2 separate regions of the Homo sapiens genome follow, and region 2 is linked to region 1. Evidence: chromatin loops called from intact Hi-C (ENCODE). Cell type or tissue: heart right ventricle. All regions are shown on one strand. Each heading gives the region's core, and the rest is flanking DNA. Links, peaks and the distances in the headings are about the cores only.

The links. A loop is a pair of places that touch in the nucleus more often than their neighbours do. Peaks named below come from ENCODE experiments on the same cell type or tissue, not always from the same donor. Only the 100,000 strongest peaks of a DNase experiment are listed, where the experiment ranks them.
Region 2: a loop joins it to region 1, with 2.1 times the contacts of the local background. A loop is called at or near these places in 27 of 110 quality-filtered maps.

Annotation. Positions count from the first base shown.
Region 1 is chr6:90,284,809-90,290,188 of GRCh38, forward strand. All of the region lies in intron 1 of BACH2 (BACH transcriptional regulator 2), which reads right to left. Among named protein-coding and RNA genes, the nearest start is that of BACH2, 9.3 kb to the right of the region's middle. RefSeq lists an enhancer at 738-1,238. In heart right ventricle, for the core only: a CTCF peak has its summit at 2,275 (motif pointing right); a DNase peak (open chromatin) is centred at 943; H3K4me3 peaks cover 1,250 bases; H3K27ac peaks cover 1,381 bases.
Region 2 is chr6:90,227,894-90,233,273 of GRCh38, forward strand. The region is part of intron 3 of BACH2 (BACH transcriptional regulator 2); the gene reads right to left. Among named protein-coding and RNA genes, the nearest start is that of BACH2, 66 kb to the right of the region's middle. RefSeq lists an enhancer at 3,605-3,749 and a cis regulatory region at 3,677. In heart right ventricle, for the core only: no CTCF peak of the experiment used is centred there; DNase peaks (open chromatin) are centred at 2,061 and 3,117; H3K27ac peaks cover 3,566 bases.

The sequences.
Region 1 (5,380 bases), core at 77-5,076:
TCTTGCACTGTGTTATTATTAGAAGTCACAATTCTATTGATACTGATGAGTCATTCGTATCGGCGGAAACCAAGAACTTCCATCAACATCATGTTACACACAGTCACTGTGGCTTTTCTTTATTACTGGTCAAAGCTGCTTCAGAATGCTTATTGAAACTTAAGAAAAAGAAGGCAAACTCCTCAAGGGTGTGCAAAGCTTTCCCTTCCCCAGCTGATCTTACTTTAATCATCCTTTTTCAAGACAGTTTATGATGATTGGATCAACTTGTATCTACAAAAGGAAGTTTATTTAGAAGCCTCAGAAAAGCAACATTTCACACTTTCCGATGAAAATAAGCAAAACTGAACTCTGAAAACAAACAGTGAAACCATCTCTGAAAATACATGCTAGCTTTAAAATGACCTGAGGTCAAGTTTTTTGTTTTGTTTTTTAACCTCAATAACAGGGAACGGATATAAACAAAAGCTGTCATCACTTAGGGACTTCAGCCACATAAAACAATGTCAGGCTAGTCACTTGCACCCTCGCCCCTGCTTCCCTACTCAGGACACACTGCTTTGCACTGAGGGAGAAGTGGGTCAGGTTTCAGTTACGCCAAGAAAGCCTAACTAAGTTAAAGGTTTATGAAAACTCTTTCTGATCTTAGTAGGAAATAACAGCACATTCCCTTTTCATTTATTATCAGCCCCTTTTGCCTCTCCCCTTAAATATTCCCAGAAAAATAAAGTGAAGCAAAAAAAAAGTTTTCCTGAGGCATATCCAGAAATGCTATGAATCTTTATGCAGTCCCTACAAAGGTAGAAATTTGTCCAATTTTCTCCCCTGCAACCAGAAGGCTGTGTCTGGCTGCTGGCAGGAGAAGAGGACCCAGCTCAGCAGTGACCACAGATCTGAAAATAGCCTCCCAGTAGCTAACCAGCCCAGCAGCCCGGAGCTCTCCAAGGGCGGTGCTGGTACTATGGGCAGTTTACAGTGCGGCCAGCTGAGTGCTACAACAGCTGCATGAGTCAGCAAGCACTGCTGGTAGGAAAGTGCTGACATGCTAAATTACTCTCGTGTACTTGAGATGCACACACCTACCTGGCAAAAACAAAAACAGGGTACATGCAAATTAGCAAACGGGAACCTCTCTACGCTTGCAGTTTCTATTTTCCAAGGTTAGACCAAAAATATAAATAATCTATGCCACTGCTCAAAAAGAAGTAACAACTAATAATAATTAATCATGGTAATAAACAACTCACTCTTAGTGTTGCTATGTGTGGAACAGCTGCACTGAAATCTCACGAGCCAGTTAATTTTAACTGGTTTTAATTTTAACTAGATTTAACTGCTTTTCCTCCCTTCTGAAAAATCAAAATAGTTACCATATCGACCACAAGAACTGGTAACAGACAAGCACAGTTCCTGTTTTTCAGAGGGGACTTACTTTCAAACCCACAATATCAACACGCTTAACATAAGTGGAAATTTAAAATGTACTGTTTAATGTGGGAAATTTAAAACCTGTATGCTAATTGAGATCTCATGTGCCAGGCTTTGTCTGACAATGCCTCTCATTCATCTATGTTCTCTCGTTTTATACGGGACCTAAAAATCTGCAGGAACACTGGTTGTCTGGAACTGAGAATACATTTTCCCACAGAAATAGGGCCAGGCCAATGAGCTAGGATTCCTTGATAGTCCGTGAAAATGTCTTGAACTTAAAATATGAGAGGTTAAATTTATAATCTAAAAAGAAAATGATACTACAATGATAGTTCCAAAACCATTTAAAAGAAAATACTCTTGATTAACTGTGTTTGAGGAAATGTCTAACTACAGGAGGATGAAGGGACACAGTCTTCCAAGTGACACTTTCAGACTTCAACTTTAGGGTCATTCTGGTTCTCTAACATGGTTTCAATTGATAGTTTCATTTAAAATGCATAGAATTCTCTTACTTTGGCATAAAGTATTGTTAGAAAAAAAATCTTTATACTTACCGGTTTTAAGTACTGTTTTGTTCTCCAAAAAAAAAATTGAGACTTGGAAAACAAAAAAGGAGGAGAAACAAGTACAAAGAGGGGGTACTAGAGAGAGGGAAACAAATTAAGTCTGGAACAAAGAAAGACACGGAGGTATAACTAAACTGCAAAAACAAAGGAGAGGTAGGAACTAGAGGGCAGTTCCCCGCTAGACAGTGTGTTCCCAGAGAAAGAGGACTCTTCATCATACCCAGCTCTGGAGGTGACAGTGAAGTCCTGCAAGACAGTTCCACAGACTGGCACTAGATGGAGCCATCAACTCAACATAGCATGGTTGCTGGAGAAGGGTATGGTGGGGGAGAGGTGGGACTGAAGGGCGTTGACTCTACAGCCAGGTATTTACCTGCCAACAACTCTATCTAAAATAAGTATAGTTTAATTAATCAACCAACTCTCCTAATGTCCAGATGTCACCACCATGCTGACACCACTATGCTTGTGGTATGTCAAATTGGGACACACCAATTTTGAAATAAATTTATCAATTCAATTTGTATCAATGCAACTGGGGTGGGGAGGTAAGTGAAGTTGGATCCGCTGCTTTTTTTTTCTTCTAAAATTCAACATGCAAAGATAATATAGAATTTCAGGTTCATTGCTACTGAATAACAAAAATCCCTAACCACAAACCAAATGGCTTTCCCTGGAAGCTTTGTTTAAATGTTAAATAACATACCATCTTGCTATAGAGGTTTATGTGATCAACTCCAATGTACGGCAAAAGGCGGGAAATGCTCACTGACAAATGTATTATTAAAAATAATCTTCTCTTTGTATTTTAATACTACTTTGATTTAAATACTGTAATCCATTTGCCTATATTCTCTGCCTAGGGTTGTGTTTATTTATCACGAGCCCTCTCTCCATTCAGAAATGGTCTCCTATCACCAGGTTACCAGTGTGCGAAATTCTATTGTTTTTATCTTTAGGGTTTTACTTCTTTGGCTTTGTCTCCTATTAACATGCTGATGCTTCAGAAAAGTAACACATTAAGTATGCTCAGTTACTTATATATTAGTAAAACTGTGTTCATAAAATCTTTCTCTGAGATTGGTTTTGGAAGGGAAGGACAAGGACTAGTTGAGGGGACTGGGTGGCCAAAAGGTAAGAGAGCATGAAACAAAAAAGTGAGCACAGAAGGAGGATGGGGGAACTGGCTGCAAACCGTGCCTAGCTTCTTTACATCTGGGACACGGACCATCATCCCTGGCACTTATCTTCCCAAGAAAATGTATGAAAAGGAAGGGTTAACTCTGTCTACATTTTCCTCTTGCTGAATGGGTAATAATATCTTTCACAGTTAATTTCATTTTTTTTTCAGTTTGACTCTTCAGGGCTTATTCATTTGCATAATATGGAATCTTGAACCCACATAGATATTCTACAAATCAATGCAAGTAATTCTCACACTAAATCAGCAGCTTTAATTTAAGCTCAACATTGTTTGCATAGAAATCTTTATGCACTCATCTGCTTGATTTTTTAAATCACTTAAAACCTCCAACACTGACACACTAAGCATCTCCCATTTAGCTTTCTCCAAAATTTGAACTAAATGCTGAAAAATAAGCACAGTACTATACATTCATACACTTGATCATTTCCCAAATTGAGCTTCAAATGTGTGCTTAATGTTTCAAGTGGCTCCTGAGAATGATGCTTCTTGACTAAAGATGACAACTTCGGTGTCTGGCCCAGGCAGAGCTGAGTCAGCATTCTAAACAGTGACCCTGCAAACCTGAGGTAATTGGGGGTTACTGCCATACCAACTGCCTGAGTCCTTTAAAACCATTCAAATCTCCAGCTGAGAGTTGCAACATGCTAATCTGGCAAGATAATCTCTTCCTGAAATTGACCAGAATGAGAACAAAGGTTACCTCCTTTTATCTGTTACTGGTAGCTAATATTTCTAATTAGGATTTCTGATGGAATTAGTTCTGAATGAACATCTTCCTCCTTGGTAGAATACTCTACCTCTTACAGGTATAGTTTTTTACCTTTTCCTACCCACCAAAAAAACAAAAAACAAAAAACAAAACGCAAAAAACAAATTCCCTCCACCTAACAAGAGGGTAGGAGTGTGAGTTACAAGTAAACCCTGGAGACAGAGCCATGGTATTTCAGTTATATGCCTAGTACTTCTTTTGCCTTTATATGCATCACTTTTACTTTCCGATCCCTAAATGGACACTAAAACCTAAGGAATGCAATTATTAGAAAGCAGGCCATGTGAAAGACAGGAGATATACTCACTCAGATTTACTGAGAAATTATTTTTTAACTTTAAGATAGATGTCAACAAAACATCCAATATTTTAGAGTGAGATGACCTTTATTTCTACTTCTGGGAACTGCTAAAGAGAGTTCCAACTTCAAATGAAGAAGAAAAGGAAAAGGGAGAGCCATAACATGGTAAGAGAACAGGCCCAAGCATCAGACAGCTAGTGTCCAACTCCAGTTCTACCATTCATTAGCTGAGCGACACCTATGCTGCGGCTTCTAGTGATCACACCTAGCCCTGGGTTGTTCTGAGGATTATGTGAGTTAATATGAGCAGCACACAGAGGAAGCTCTCAATACAAGTTAACTATCATCAAAGAAAAAGAAAATAGAGGGGTGTTAGCATGAAGTATAATCAATTTATTTTAAATAGATGCTGTCAAAATTCCTTAATTTTGCATCTAAGAATGGTCTAAATAAGACGTGTCCAATCTTTTGGCTTCCCTGGGACACACTGGAAGAAGGAGAACTGTCTTGGGCCACACATAAAATACACTCAACACTAATGATACATGATGAGCTGAAACAAGAAAAATAGCAAAAAACAAAAAACAAACAAACAAAAACAAAAACAAAAAACCTTTGTGTTGGTCCGCATTCAACACGCAAGAGGCCTGCTGGCCATGGGTTGGACAAGCTTGGAATAATCTTCGGGCCACAGAGGATGGAGACCCTCTGCTCTGGAGTAGCCAGGGACTTCAGACAGACTATTTAGACTCACTTTTTCACCAAAGGCCCTACACACATCAGCTGACTGGGAGAGAATATCTTTGTAGCTTCTGATCATTCAAATATTGTCAAAACCAACCTAAATATGTTCAAAATAAGAATGTTAACTTGTATTTTTTCCAAGTATGGAAATGAACAGTACTCTTGGCAGTTAACTTCTGTTTTTATCAGGTTCTAAAGACCCAGGTAAATAAATCAATTCTGGACTCTGTATACAGGAACTATTATTTGCCAAAATGGCCCCAGAGGTTCCAGCATGGCTTAGGCAATACTCCAAAGGGCCAAAGATAGTAGTGAATTAATAGGATTAGGAAGCTGGAGAAAAAGTGAATCTCAAGTTT
Region 2 (5,380 bases), core at 184-5,183, 57 kb before region 1:
ACTGCTACACCCAGTTTATACTTTTCATACCAGCCTAGCTAGCTGGCCTAGTGGCCTGCAACACTCCATTTGCCATCCCCAGCCTTTATCAAGAATTGTTCCACTTGTAAATTACCTGTCTCTTTTTATCCACAAAATAACATCTCTGTTTAAAAATCTATTTAAGACTTACTGCAAAAATGATTTCTAGATTAATCCAGTACATTTGCAAACTTGCCAACAAATTTACACTTCTGCTTTAATATACTTTTATAATCCATCTATATTTTCCAGTTGATTACATTAATCTGACTTTACTAAAATCTCTGAGGATAAAGTCTGAGTCAATTCTTCTTTACATAATCTCCAACTTTCCACCATATCACTATCTATCTGTAAGACGCTATCAGCCGTTAAACACTACAGGCACATCAGCTGCTGTCTCCCAATAGTGAGGCTGATGGTCAGCCATTTTGGGAAAAGAACCATAGGTGGATTATTACTATAATGCATTATGTGGAAGAGGTGTTTATTTTGCTCCTGGAAGAAAAAAAGCAACATGTATTAAAATCATAAAAATGTTTTTAGGTTGGGCGTGGTGGCTCACGCCTGTAATCCCAGCACTTTTTGGGAGGTCAAGGCAGGCGGATTGCTTGAGACCAGGAGTTCAAGACCAGCCTGGGCAGCACAGTGAAAAGAAACTTTGTCTCTACTAAAATTACAAAAATTAGCCAGGCTTGGTGGCACACCAAGCTATTCTGGAGGCTGAGGCAGGAGAATTGCTTGAACCCAGGAGGTGGAGGGGGCAGTGAGCCGAGATGGCACCACTGCACTCCAGCCTGGGTGACAGCAAGACACTGTCTCAAGAAAAAACAGTTTTAAAAGGTAAAACAACATAAAAAGAAATATTCTATAGTGGAAATAAGAGAGTCAAATGAGGCTGAGAACTTTACAAAGGGATCTTACAGACATGTCGCCAATATCACTGCATGAGCCTAAGTATAAGAACAACCTTTGGGGAGAAACCATCATTTGACAGTGAGGTACAATTCCAAGTCAGGTAGTGAAATGGGTGGAATTAAACTCAAATTAATCCTGCCAGCTGAAACGCAAGAGACACTGTCAGAGAGTTAAAAAGTGAGTTCTATCCATGAGGTGATTCCACAGTCTTCTCAAGTCAACACATCTGTGAACTCACAGACCAAGTTCTTAAACCACTGTTCAAACTCTGCTACACATCAGAATCACCTGGAGAGCTTTACAAACTCCCATTGCCGAGGTCACATCCCATACTAATAAAATCAGAGGCTGGGCGGTGGCTCACGCCTGTAATCCTAGCACTTTGGGAGGCCGAGGCAGGCGGATGACCTGAGGTCGGGAGTTCAAGACCAGCCTGGCCAACATGGTGAAACCCCGTCTATACTAAAAATACAAAAAATTAGCCGGGTGCAGTGGCCAGCGCCTGTAATCCCAGCTACTCTGGAGGCTGAGGCCAGAGAATTGCTTGAACTTGGGAGGCGGAGGTTGCGGCGAGCAGAGATCATGCCACTGCACTCCAACCTGGGCTACACAGCGAGACTTTGTCTCAAAAAAAAAAAGAAAAAAAAAATGTCTGGGGTGGAAGCCAGGCCATCTGTAGCTCTTAAAGATCCCCAGGAGATTCTAATGTGCATCAGAGTTTTAGAACCACTGTCCTAGACTCTGTCAGTACAAGATTTTGCTCAATGAGGAAAAAGCACGATAACTTACATTTAAGTTGGTGACAGGTAAAAGCAAAGGTTACCTCTGAAACTTTTAAGTAGGAAATCACTGCTTTGGCTGCAACAAGAAGTTTGTGCTCTGATTCTCATAATTGGTGTAGCATACAGTCTTTAAACAGCCCTAAATGAACTTGCGGCTTTGCGATTTAGACTAGGAGAGAGAAACTAGGCATGGTGGTAGATATGAGCCCAGATAACAACTGAATTGTTGCCCATTGTGCCGTCGAGATATTTGGCTTGAGAGCCTACAGCCTGGATGCAAGTCCTAGGTCAGTCATCTGCTGGCTGTAGAGCTACAGGCAACTCTCCAACAACATAACCCTGGTATTCCATCTGAGGCAGTGGTTCCCAGCCCTGGCTGCATATTAGCAAACCTGGGTCTGGGACGCAATCCCCGACATTCTGACTGATCCAGAATGGGGCCCCAAGATCCTTATATTTCTAAAGTTCCCCAGGTGTGGTTATGTCATATGAGTGAGGAGAACCACAGGCAGAGAGGTTTTGAGAAAGGATGCTGAGGCCATACTACGTGGGTTCAAATCCCTGCTCCACTAGTTACTAGCTATGGCTCAGTTTCCTTATTTGTAAAAACGGAGATAACTGATAACACCTCCTTTGTTGTGAGGCTTGACTGACTGAATCCATTTATTGATCTCAGTGGATTATTGTACGGATTTGGCATAACACCTGGTACATAGCAAATGTTCAATTTTAATCACATGCATCATACCTATACATGTGTACATGTGAATATGTCCTAAGGATTAAACAGTTTGATGCATATAAAGGGCTTAGCACTGTCTCCATATAGAAAATACTCAGTAAATATAAGCTGAGCTGATGCTGACAGTACTGGTCGTAGGACAACTTATTGCAACTGACTGTCTTCTGTCTGGAATTTCATCCTTTCCTCACTGCATGGCAGCCTTTGCTTCAGAAAACCACAACTTTAAAAGGTATGGGGATAAGAATAAATCATTTTTTCTCTTTCTTTTAATTATTAAGAGGTCCCACTAACAATGAACGGTACTTCTACTGCAAAGTTATGATGGGAATGTGGGCTTAATGGCAAAGAAAAGCGATGTGGAGACCTGGCTCTGCCCCCACATGATGATAAATAGCAGAACTTGACAGCCAGAGGAAACTCAGCCCCCTCATTTCCTAGGGGAACCCAGAGTTGAAATGTGTTTTGCTCAAGATCACAGTGTGAGTGGCAGAACTGGGATCAGACTTAGGAACAGAGCTCTTTAGTTTCCAGGTTGCTTCCATTGATCATCCCTGGTGAGAAGCATGCCTGAGAGGTGCATTATCATGTGGAAGATGCTGTCCTTGTGGTCAAGGCCAATGTGGGGGATGAGGAATGTGGTACCCTGTTTCCCAATTGCTTCCTTCCTCTCTCTGCCGAATTCCCTTCCCTGGTCCAAATTCCACACCCTGCAGGCCATTTCCAGCTGAAAGGGAGGACACAGAGCACTAGAAAGCAGCTGTGGTTTGTTTGTGGCCAAACTGTTTTCTTAGGGGTGTTCAGTTCCAATTTTATAACAGAAGACAATTATGAAAAGGGTTTAATTTCCCAAATTTTCATTACATACAACTGTTTAGAGATAGGCATATATAAATGGATATGTGCATACTTTTTATCTATCAAGGACAGGAAATCCTGTCTTTCAGTTGCTAAGTCTCAGACTATTCCATCTGAGTATTTTTGCTGACAAATGTGACCTTGTCTAGGTTCTGCGGGAATTTAAAAATTCCCTCAATGTCATTTCTACTTGACCTTAGCAACATGACCAAACTGCAAATTCAAATGCCATTGAGTAAAGGTACAACATTCACATCCTGTTACCAAAGCGTTCTCCAACTCCAATCCAGTGACCCTGGGCCAGAGCCTAATCCAAAAGATTACAAAGCAACTTTCTGATGAGTTGTCATGGCAACCCCTAGATGTTAGATATTTCATGTCATCCCTGGGCTGCAAATTCTCATTTTTAGTCTACTCATATCCTACTATTTCATGTATAACAACCAACCAAAATGCAATTTGAAATGTCAGCTGCCAAACATAATAAGAGATGCCACTTGCTATTATAGCCAATAATAAAAGATTTCTAGTTGCTTGTTTCAGAGATACAGCAAATCACTGTGTATTCTAAGTCCACTGGGCTGGTCCTCAAAGTGAGGCTATTTAGCTAGACTTCCTTAGTTTTTATTTAATTAGTCAATATTTAAGAGAGCCTTGGAGATAAAAAGAATTCTAGTGAAACCTAGGCATTATTATTTTCCAAACAGGAGGAAATGTACTGATCTTCAGACTTTCAATAGACATGATATATTTGGTCTGAGAGAGAGAGACAGAGAGAGAGAGAGAGAGAGAGAGAGAGAAGCCCAACCGTTATCTAAACCTTTTAAGGACACAATTATACAAGAGTGCCTTGCAAGGTTTTCAACTCTTTATAACTGGAAGAGAGGAAAACACTTATTACTGAAATCCAGATAATCAAAACACTTTGTTTTAATCAGCAGTTTCTACCCTTTTCACATTCTATATCAATTCACAAGGAGTGACCTTCATCTTAGGTATAATGGGGTCAAAACCTACCTCTGCAGGTGTTTCTCCCTTACCTGCCTTAATCTGTGGCCCAGGTTAAGCACACCTGCAGGCAGGCTCAACCCAAGATAGCCAGGAGTTCTATTATGAGTAGACTGATGTAGAAAGATCTCTCTTGAAATTCCCTTTAGCTGACAAAGCATTGAAATCACCTCTGCAAATAGCTGGAATTGTGTATTTATTTTTCTTTTCTCTGTTTAAAATTTAGCAGAAATGTTAATAAGAAAAGAAATGTCCAGTAGATGAACAACAGGCCCAGAAGGAAAGAGAAATGAAGACCAAGATAATACACAAACCAGATTATCAATCTTGAAATAATCCAGAAGTAGACATATGATAGATCATACTATGTGAGTTTTTCTAATCCTAAACACAAAGGGAATATAAAGAGGTGTGCAGTAGGGCTGCATGTCAACCACTTTAAACTAATGCTAGCCAATACCTGTGTAGAGCTGCAAACTATTTTTCTGCTAGAATTTTAAGAGAACTTTTAAGTTTTGAAAATTGATTCCCATGACACTTCTCTTTCCGTCTTCATAATAGCTGCCAAAAAGTTCAAAACCACATTTATGGCCTGTCTCTAAGAAGTCCTTAAATGGTCTTTCTTGACATCTTTTATTAATTCCTAGCCTCATTTTCTCACTTTTTTGTTGTCTGCTTTAGTGGGGAGTATCTCTGAGGCCAAATTAAAACTTTTTACAATAATACAGGTGTATTATTCAACAGATAGCCTTCATTAAGCCTCAAATATTTATGGGGGCTTCTCTTCCAGACCATCCCTCTTTGATCCATGAGGCAGGAGATATCATGTTTCAACAAGAATTTGTTTCAGTTCACAGAGAAGCTGAAGCAACATCAATTTCTCATACTTGTTTCAATCACATTTGGAATTGATAAGCTAAAATAGAGAAGAGTGCTATGCTAGGAAGCTGGGATCATGAGGAGGTGAGAAGCCACCTTTTTTTTATTTGGGAGCTTGCACTCATGACTTTGGCCAGACCCCAGAAGACACATAAGTTCCCTGTGGTAAAGT